Regions from separate parts of the Homo sapiens genome. Here region 2 is linked to region 1. Evidence: chromatin contacts called from ENCODE Hi-C or POLR2A ChIA-PET data. All regions are on one chromosome and are shown on one strand. Each heading gives the region's core, a stretch centred on a gene start or an enhancer-like site at or near the end of the contact. The rest is flanking DNA. Distances are from core to core; before and after follow the strand shown.

The links. A loop is a pair of places that touch in the nucleus more often than their neighbours do. ChIA-PET counts read pairs that join two places held with the same protein, here RNA polymerase II (POLR2A). Pooled maps may share reads with other maps.
Region 2: a loop to region 1 is called in a pooled map, with 4 times the contacts of the local background. The contact joins the promoter of PAX8-AS1 here to the promoter of CKAP2L in region 1. A Hi-C loop is called at or near these places in 1 of 50 pooled maps. POLR2A ChIA-PET finds 5 or more read pairs at or near these places in 2 of 52 experiments (WTC11 and activated T-cell).

Annotation. Positions count from the first base shown.
Region 1 is chr2:112,762,159-112,766,783 of GRCh38, forward strand. It overlaps CKAP2L (cytoskeleton associated protein 2 like), which reads right to left and starts at 2,451. Exons shown (of 9, transcript NM_152515.5): 1 at 2,404-2,451; 2 at 345-411. The coding sequence starts at 2,440. RefSeq lists an enhancer at 2,081-2,220 and a silencer at 2,671-2,830.
Region 2 is chr2:113,234,073-113,238,697 of GRCh38, forward strand. PAX8-AS1 (PAX8 antisense RNA 1) reads left to right here and starts at 2,197. Exons shown (of 6, transcript NR_015377.2): 1 at 2,197-2,550. It overlaps PAX8 (paired box 8), which reads right to left. Exons shown (of 12, transcript NM_003466.4): 8 at 2,529-2,649; 9 at 1,322-1,510. RefSeq lists an enhancer at 1,094-1,283 and a silencer at 1,534-1,613.

The DNA.
Region 1 (4,625 bases), core at 1,201-3,700:
TCATTCAAGTTCTTGACCAAAAACTGCCTTCATGAGAATCAACTTCCCCAAGAAAAAAAAAGCAGAAACAGGCAAAGCTTCCAGCATGGTAGGTAATACTGACCCTTCTTCCCTCCTTCCTTTGGAGATTCACACAGTAATAATGCATAAAGCTTTGCCAATGGACTAAGCACTGCCCAGGGGTTTTTGTCATGCCTGGACTGAAATGCTCTTTTTGCGTTATCATAGAATCCCAGTGCAGTCTGAGTAGACTCTAAGCAAAAGGGACATTTTTCAAAAAGGCTTTAAATTGCTAGTACAAAGAAGGCAACAAAACTTGCGTAACTGTGGACAGATAAACTCACTTGGTGTTTTGGCTCTTCAGTTTTCCCTTGGCTGCAAGGTACTCCTGAAGCTTTCTCTGCCGCTCTTCTGCAACACAGGCAAGCAAACAAACGACATAACTTTAGTTCAAGATTTTAACCAGTTCATTAATATTCTAAAAGATGACACTTTTCTCTAGTGATTTTGCCTTTGCAACATAATGTTATAAAATCCCTAGTCCTATAAATGTGCCTTCAAGCTAACATCAACATCAACAATATCATTTATATGCCAGGCCTACACTAAGTTCTTTAAACTTACTACTTTTTTTTTTTTTTTTGAGACAGGGTCTTCCTCTGTCACTGAGGTTGGAGGGCAGTGGCACAACCACGGCTCACTGTTGACTTGATCTCCCAGGTTCTAGCAATCCTCACACCTCAGTCTCCTGAGTAGCTGGGAATACAGGCGTGTACCACCATGCTGGATAATTTTAAAAAAATTTTTTGTAGAGACAGGATCTCACTATGTTGCCAGGGGTGGTCTCAAATTCCTGAGCTCAAGTGACCCTCCTGCTTTGGCCTCCCAAAGTGCTAGGATTACAGGCGTAAGTCAAAGCACTCGGCCTAAATTTACATTATTGCTTTCAATCCACAAAACAATCCAATGAGTTTTTGCAATCTGAAATTCAGAGAGAGTAAATGTCATGCCCAAAGTTACCCAGCTAATATGTGGCAATTCCAGGACTTGAAAACAGGCTTTTCTAACCCTGGAGCTCACAGCCACTGTTCTCAGCTACAACAGTCTGTTTTGAAGAATTTCTGTTACTGGCCCACCTGAGCTGGTGAGCCAGGCCTGGTCTTACGTCTTTTGTTTTTTTACAGGGATGATGATTTTTACCCACAAACCCTTATATGGCTTCCTTTGTTGGTACTAAGGATAAAATACGCCCGGTCTGCTCACGGCAGACACCTATACTATGGTGACTTTCTACGCAAGCCATTTGTGAGGGGATGACAAGTCAATAATTTCTGCCTTCAAGAACTTTCAAACTAGTAGTGGAGATAAAATCAACACAGCAACAATTACAGTATAAGGTAAAATCTAAGGGCCATAAGAGACGAAAAGAAGTATGGGAGTTCAGAGGTAGGGCATAAATGAGGGGAGTAGGTGGCTAGAAAAGGTTAAAAGTAAATAATGATGTGAAGGAAGACAAAAAGACGACAGGGGTGCCAAACGACTCTTAACCTCATCTGAACGGAGTTGCCCTGTTTTGCTCTCTGATGCTCATGTATCTATCCTTAGAGACAGCTTGGCGGGCAATGTAGAGCGTAGGGGCTGACATAGGGGGTTGGAGTCCCACCTCCGTGACTTCTAGCAAATTAGCAAACTTTGCTGCTGCTAAGCCTATAAGGCGGACAGAAATGCCATCTTTAAAGCTTGTTATGTAAAGTGCCTAGGACCTCGTAGGCATCAACAGGAATAATGGATGAAACAAAACAACGGTGCGTATCTTGGAGAAAGTGGCATCTGAGCAGGAGTATTTTGAAAGGTAGGAAAGGGCTCCAAGCACATCTAAGAGATTAGGGAACGCAGAAGCCTTAGCCCTGGGTGCAGATTTAACCAATCAACTTCTAACCACCGCAGGCTGAGAGGTGTGGAGTGAGAGCCCCGCCAGAGGCAGGAGACCCGGGCTTCGGCCAGACCCCGCCTCCTGGCACAGAGGACCACGCCCGGCTCTGCCTGGAGCCAAATGTGGATCAAAACAGCGCGCAGCTTCCCACTGCTGGTGAAAACCCGAGCAAGGGGCCTCAGTTTCTTTATCCGGAACGTGGTGACAATGACATCTCTTTGCAAGGCTGCTGCAGGGCTTTCTGGAAATACGCCCGTGAGGTATCTGGGCCTGCGCACAGCCTCCCCCGCCCAGGACCCAGACGTCTACCTGGGGGTCCCGTCTGCGCTCCCGGGATGGAAAACGCCCAGGGGAAACTTAGGCAGGCGAGCGGACGGGCACCTCCCGCGGGACGAACTCACTCGGTGGCCTCCTACTTCCCCGGCCGTGTTCCAACGCCTGAGAATAACGGGAACAGCGGTCGTACTCACCGACAGCGGCAGCAGCGGTAGGCCCGGGCCCCACCATGACTCTTCAGTGACAGTTTTTCTTCAAACGCCGCGCCTGTAGCCAGGACCGGCGTGCCGCGCGTCCACGCGTCCTCATTGGCTCCTGCGGGTTTGAAACTCGCTAGTCGTCAGCACGGGAGGGCGGGACAACAGGCAATAGGCTCTTTGCGGTTGGCTCTGGCCTTGAGAACCCGACCTTGGGGCCCTTTGATTGGAAGAACGTGCAGCGCACCTCGGCATTGAGGGCGGCTTCCTCGGGGCGCGGCGCCGCCCGCCTCTGAGTGCGCCTGTGAGTGCGCCTCCGAGTGGGCGTGGGACCCTCCGTGGGGGCCTCAGCCGGGCTGGTGGTTGGGGGGCGGTTACGCTGAATCCAGCTGGGGTTGGCGCGCCGGGAGTCCCTGGGCGGAGAGACAGGGCGGTCCTCCCAGGATGCTGGGGCCGCTACCTGATTCTGTCCTTTCAAAGTCTCAGACTCACAGGAGCTGTGAAAAAATAATATTATAAAGAGGACATATGGGTCTTATGCATCTAAAGGCTCCTAGTTCTTAGTACTGCAGGGTGGCTCGTTTAATTGTGGTAAAATATGCATAACATCACATATACCATTTTAACCATTTTAAAGTGTTAAATTTTTCAAAAATGTGCAGTTTAGTGGTATTAAGTACCCTCACATTGTGGCACAGCCACCACTACTGTCCTTTCCAGAACTTTTTCATCTTCCCAAATGAAACCCTGTACCCGTCACTAACTCCGCACTCCTCCCTCCCCCAGCCCCAGGCAATCACCATTCTAGTTTCTGTCTCTATGGATTTGACAACTGTAGGTGCCATATAAGTAGAATCATGCAGTATTTGTTCTGTGACTGGCTTGTTTCACTTAGCATAAAGTATTCAAGGTTCATCCATGTGTAGCATGTGTCAGAATTTCCTTTCCTTTTAAGGGGGAATAGCATTTCGTTGTGTGGAGATGCCACATTTTGCTTCTTGGTCCATCCCTCTCCGGACACTTGAGTTGCTTCCACTTTTTGGCTATTGTGAATAATAATATGAACATGAATGCACAAATAACTCTTTGAGACTCTCCTTTTCATTCTTTTGGGTATATACCACGAAGTGGTATTGTTGGATCAAACGGCAATTCTATTTTTAATTTTTTGAGAAACTGCCTTACTCCTCTCACGGTGATCTCTTGTTCAAGGTATATTTTCGATTTCACCTGATCAGCTGACTATAAGGCCATAAGGCTAACGGAGAAACGCAGGCCTAGTTTCTCCTAGTTACTAGGAGATCGCAGGCCTCGTTGTCCTGAATCCCTAGACACACTTCATTCCCCTTGTTTTAATCCTAAATTTTTTTTCTTTTGAAGTTTGTCCTGTTTCATCTATTCTCCAGTTTCTTAAAGAGGTCTGGAAAATGCTTTTGGCTCCTTGTGTATGAAGGTTCCTCTTCCATGGATGCTGGAGAAGTCGTGTGTGGAGGGGCAGTCATATCTGGGCACCTGTTGGCCAGGTTCAGCTTACCAGTTGGGTACTCAGCAGGGCATGAAGCCACTGCAGCAGCCCTTCTCTTTAGCCGTAAATAGGGAGTTTGGAAGAGAGCCAGGGTTTCTGGATTTATGCATTTTGATATTTTCAATAGTGTATTAAATGTTTAAAATAGGAAAACTGATCATTATTTTTGTTAATGACTGAGAAAGGGACTCCTTCACCAACAGTTTCAGAAAAGTGAAGGCGGTTTTGTTTTGGTCTTTGTAGAATCTAGGTGGTTGAATGCATGTCAGTTGTAGAAGTCACCTTGCCTGATATCCCACGCAGTGCTGGAGTATTCCACAGACCCCATGTAGGTACTGCACCTTTGCAGGTATACTGCTGGTGTTGGTGAGCTGCCTTACCTGTCCTGTTATTGGAGACCCCTGCTTATTAGGAAACTTAAAATGAACTCAAATGAGCTTCCTTGCTTACTGGTCCTAGTCCTTTGGAGCAACATAGGCCAGTTCTGCCTCGTTTTTTTCCATCCTTTGGGTATTTGACGGTCTATTTTGTAGGACACAAAATGTGGGAAAATAGCTAGGCAGGTTTAAAAATTCTCAACTCTACCAAGCATGGTGGCTTATGTCTGTAATCAATCCCAGCACTTTGTGAAGCTGAGGCAAGAGGATTGCTTGAGCCTAGGAGTTTGAGACCAGACTGGGCAACATAGCAAGAC
Region 2 (4,625 bases), core at 947-3,446, 470 kb after region 1:
TGGAGACAGTGCCGCTATTAAAGAGATTCCTCCAATGCTGAACTGAGAGCTAGCTGGCTTCCTTCCCTGGTCCTGGGCCCCCACTGGGCCCACATCTAAAATAGTCCTATCCCTGTGGAAGCCCTTGAGGTATCTGAAGACCATATGGGTCTCTGCTTCCCACTTTCACTGCATCTCAGGCCCTCTCCAACCCAAGCCAAGCGCTTGACTCTCAGCCATTCCTCAGGCCCTGGCTGGATGAGCGAAGGTCCTTCTGCCAGGAGGAGCCAGCTCCCCTTGAGGTCTGACTCATGCAGTGCAGGCCCAGGCCTCAACCAGCTACAGATGGTGCTCCTGCCCAGAGACCTTGGCAGGGACCTTCTCCTCCCTGGGCCAGGTTCCTCATCAGCATAAGAGGTTTGATCTAGAGGCTCCCTCAGGTGCTTCCAGATTTACTTATTTTTATTTATTTGTTTTTTTCTTTTTTGAGATGGAGTCTTGCTCTGTCACCCAGGCTGGAGTGCCATGGCGCCACCTCAGCTCACTGCAACCTATGCCTCCTGGGTTCAAGCGATTCTCCTGCCTCGGCCTCCCCAGTAGCTGGGATTACAGGTGTCTGCCACCACACCCCCTAATTTTTTGAATTTTAGTAGAGATGGGGTTTCATCATCTTGGCCAGGCTGGTCTTGAACTCTTGACCTTGTGATCCACCTGCCTCGGCCTCCCAAACTGCTGGAATTACAGGGGTGAGCCACCTCGCCCGGTCGGTGCTTCCAGCTTTAAATATTTTGAGGCAGTTGAGGTTCCTGATGGGAGGTCCCCCACTCCTCTCAAGTTGTTGAATCACTGAATTTATCATGTTTAACAGATGTCTGACTGTCCTCCCGGTGATGCTGTTAAGCTAGGAATGAAGATAGCTGCATCATGGAAACACAACTGGGACTGACCCTTGGCCTTTTTAGAAATTTGATCCAGAAATGGGCTCCAAAAGCCAATTCCTTTTTCCCTCCAAAATGTTCATTTTTCCTTCTATCTATTTATGCATTTACCAAGGCCAAGTTGCTACGTTACAGCACCCGGCTCCCGGCCTTAGGGTTCCTGCTTTTCCATGGGGTCTTGGGGTGGTGCATCCCCGGCACCCCTACAGCATCCGCCCCTTCCGAGCATGTCTTCCCCGTCACAGAGAACTTCATGTTGGCGCCTCCAAAAGTTGCCGGAGGAATTAGGGAACAGGGTGGGGGTGGATGAGACTGAGGCCAGAGAGGGGGCTGGCGGTCTGCCCTGAGGACCCCCGTCCCACCCGCCGCCATAGCTGCATGGCCCCGGGACCTCCCTGTCGTACCTGAGAGGAGGGCCTGGCCCGTGAACTGCCCGTACACGGAGGCAGCATGGGGAAAGGCATTGAAGGGCGGGACCCCGGAGCCGACTTGCTGCAGATCCAAAAAGGCGGAGCTAGATAAAGAGGAAGGGGTGGAGCTAGAACTGGACACCTCGGGGGTTTCCTGCTTTATGGCGAAGGGTGAGTGAGGATCTGCCGGAGGGAGGGAGACAACAAGGAGAGAGGGGTGTGAGATGGCGGGGAGGGAACACGCACAAGCCAAGCCGTGGGATGTGGAGGGTGCGGGCGGGGCGCGGGGCAGGCTCAGCTGCCCTCAGAGTCTGGGCTGGGGAGAGCCGGGGCCCACGAGGCGTGGCAAGGCGGGGAGAGAGAAGCTAGACCTCCCTGCTGCGCTTCTGCAGCGAAAATGGAGAGACCCGGAAGGCGTGTGTGCGCCCGCCTCTCCCACAGGAGGGAGCGCGGAGACCCGGGAGCGGCCTAGGACCGGAGGCGCGACCCCTCGGCCCACCTTGAGGCCCGGCCTAGGACCGGAGGCGCGACCCCTGGGCCCACCTTGAGGCCCGGCCTAGGACTGGAGGCGCGACCCCTCGGCCCACCTTGCGGGAGCCGCCTAGGACCGGAGGCGCGACCCCTCGGCCCAGCTTGAGGCCCGGCCTAGGACCGGAGGCGCGACCCCTCGGCCCACCTTGCGGGAGCCGCCTAGGACCGGAGGCGCGACCCCTCGGCCCACCTTGAGGCCCGGCCTAGGACCGGAGGCGCGACCCCTGGGCCCACCTTGAGGCCCGGCCTAGGACTGGAGGCGCGACCCCTCGGCCCACCTTACGGGAGCCGCCTAGGGCCGGAGGCGCGACCCCTCGGCCCAGCTTGAGGCCCGGCCTAGGACCGGAGGCGCGACCCCTCGGCCCACCTTGAGGCCCGGCCTAGGACTGGAGGCGCGACCCCTCGGCCCACCTTGAGGCCCGGCCTAGGACCGGAGGCGCGACCCCTGGGCCCACCTTGAGGCCCGGCCTAGGACTGGAGGCGCGACCCCTCGGCCCACCTTGAGGCCCGGCCTAGGACCGGAGGCGCGACCCCTGGGCCCACCTGGCGGCCCGGCCGGCACAGCCCGCCTCTCCTCTCCAGGCCAGGGCCCCACACCTTCCGCCTGACAGCCAGCCAAGCTCTTCAGTCCCCCGCCCTCCACCTGCCAGGGAGGCTCCGGGCGTTGTACCTGCCACCACGGGGTAGGTCTGGTGAGTCGAGAGGTTGCGCCCCAGTGGCGTGTTGGAAGGGGTCAGGGTGGCCTTCCCGTCGTCCAGGGTGCTGTTGAGCAAGGGCAGCGGGTAGAGGCCCTGGGGAGCAAAGAGAAGTCAGCGCACAGAGACGATCCAACAAGCCGACCTTCCTGCAGACCCTGAGCCTGTGTCTTAGGACTTGGCAGCCCTCATCTCCCCAGGAGAGGTCCTCATCGCCCCCTTCTTCCTTTACGTTCTCAACTCCACTCGGCACGTTTCGTTCATGCTCATTGTCCTCCCGCATCCCTGGAATTCAAGGCCAGCTGGTAGCATGGGTGCCCAGACGTGGGATAGAGAGTCTCAGCCAGAGGACCACACCCTGGTTGGATGGCTGGTCGGCTTCCTGGTTTCACCACACTGTTGGGACCCACAGAATGCAGGACGGTGCCAAGGACTGGAGCAGTCTCCAACCGGACTGTTCAGGGTCCTTGCATCTGTTAATTTATTCTTCCCCAGATAGGAAACCCAGGCACAAAGGTTTAAGAAACTTGTCCCACTTCCAGATGGGCCAAAGATAGGATTCAGATTCGAGGGATCAGAATGTGTCTGCTCTCAACCACTGCCCTAAACTGGGTGACATAAGGACCACTTCTTACATTTGCAAAGAGCTTATATCAGAGCTTTGCCTCTGTTGTCCTAGTAGAGTCCCCCAGCAGCCCAGTGACATGGGTGAGTAATATTATGTCTGTGTTTTATATGTGGAGCCTGGAACTCAGGTAAATGGCCCAATTTTGTATAGTGAAACAGACTAAACCCGGGATTTTTCGGCTGTGGACCCAGGTGCTTTACCCACCACGTGGATTTCTTCTTTTCTCTCTCCACATCCAAACAAATAGAAGTGTGCAAGTTCGGCTTGAAAATGGTATTGAGAGTTGTTTTTGTTGGAAACACTCTTTGTCAAGTACCTGGGGGTCTTCATCAGTAAGACCTCATTTTAGATGCCTCCTGGCCTCCCCTTCCCAGGAGCACAGCTATGACCTTAGGTACTCCTTCCGAAAAGAACTTGTTTAACTAAAGGTAAGTGTACCTCATCCTCACCATGGCCTCCTTCCACTGGGGAAGCAGATAGCGCAGAAAAAAGAACACACCCATTCCCCACATACCTTCACACTCGTCACATACCTGCTACGTGAGATGTGCAAAGCTGAATTCAGGGAATGCTCAGTAGTTACATAACAGTGCCACTAAAGGCAATTGTTTTCAGTGATTTCCATCGAGCTGGGTTCTGCAAAGATCCACAGCACTTTCCGGTTGCATGCTGGGCACTTTTGGAAGCTGCAGTCAATTCTGGAGGCCACCAGGGCACCATTAGCACATAGCAGCAATTATTGACTAAATGGTGCTCTGGTTCCATGCCTTCCAAGGGGGCCCACTTAGAGGCAGGGTGGAGTTGCTTAGGGCCTTTTTTTTTTTTTTTTTTTGTAGACGGAGTTTTGCTCTTGTTGCCCAAGCTGGAGTGCAATGGTGCGATCTTCGCTTACTGCAACCTCTGCTTCCTGGGTTCAAGTGATTCCCCTGCCTCAGCCTCCCGAGTAGCAGGGATTACAGGTGCGTGCTACCATGCCAGGCTAATTTTTTGTATCTTTAGTAGAGACAGGAGTTTCACCATGTTGGCCAGGCTAGTCTTAAACTCCTGACCTCATGATCTGCCTGGCTTGACCTCCCAAAGTGTTGGGATTACAGGCATGAGCCGTTGCACCTGGCCAGGGTGTGTCTTATTGAAATTGAACAAAATACCTAATTTCTAGAGCGTATAAGAGAAGTTTAAAATGCTTTATGGATGTGTTGTTTTGACAGCAAAATATCTACTCAGAATCCTATAGCTATTTCAAAATCCAAGTAACTTAGAAAAAAAGGAAAAAGAAAACCTATATAGTCAAATCTTTTGGTGATTTTGTATTCAATGACTGAAACTTCCCAGTGATTATTGGGCTTTTTAGCTGGAATTGAACTTGAATCGGGGCAGAGCAGCACAATGCTTCAGAACTTCAGCGACTCTGAGCCCTGGTTCTGCAATGACCTGCCAAGTAGCT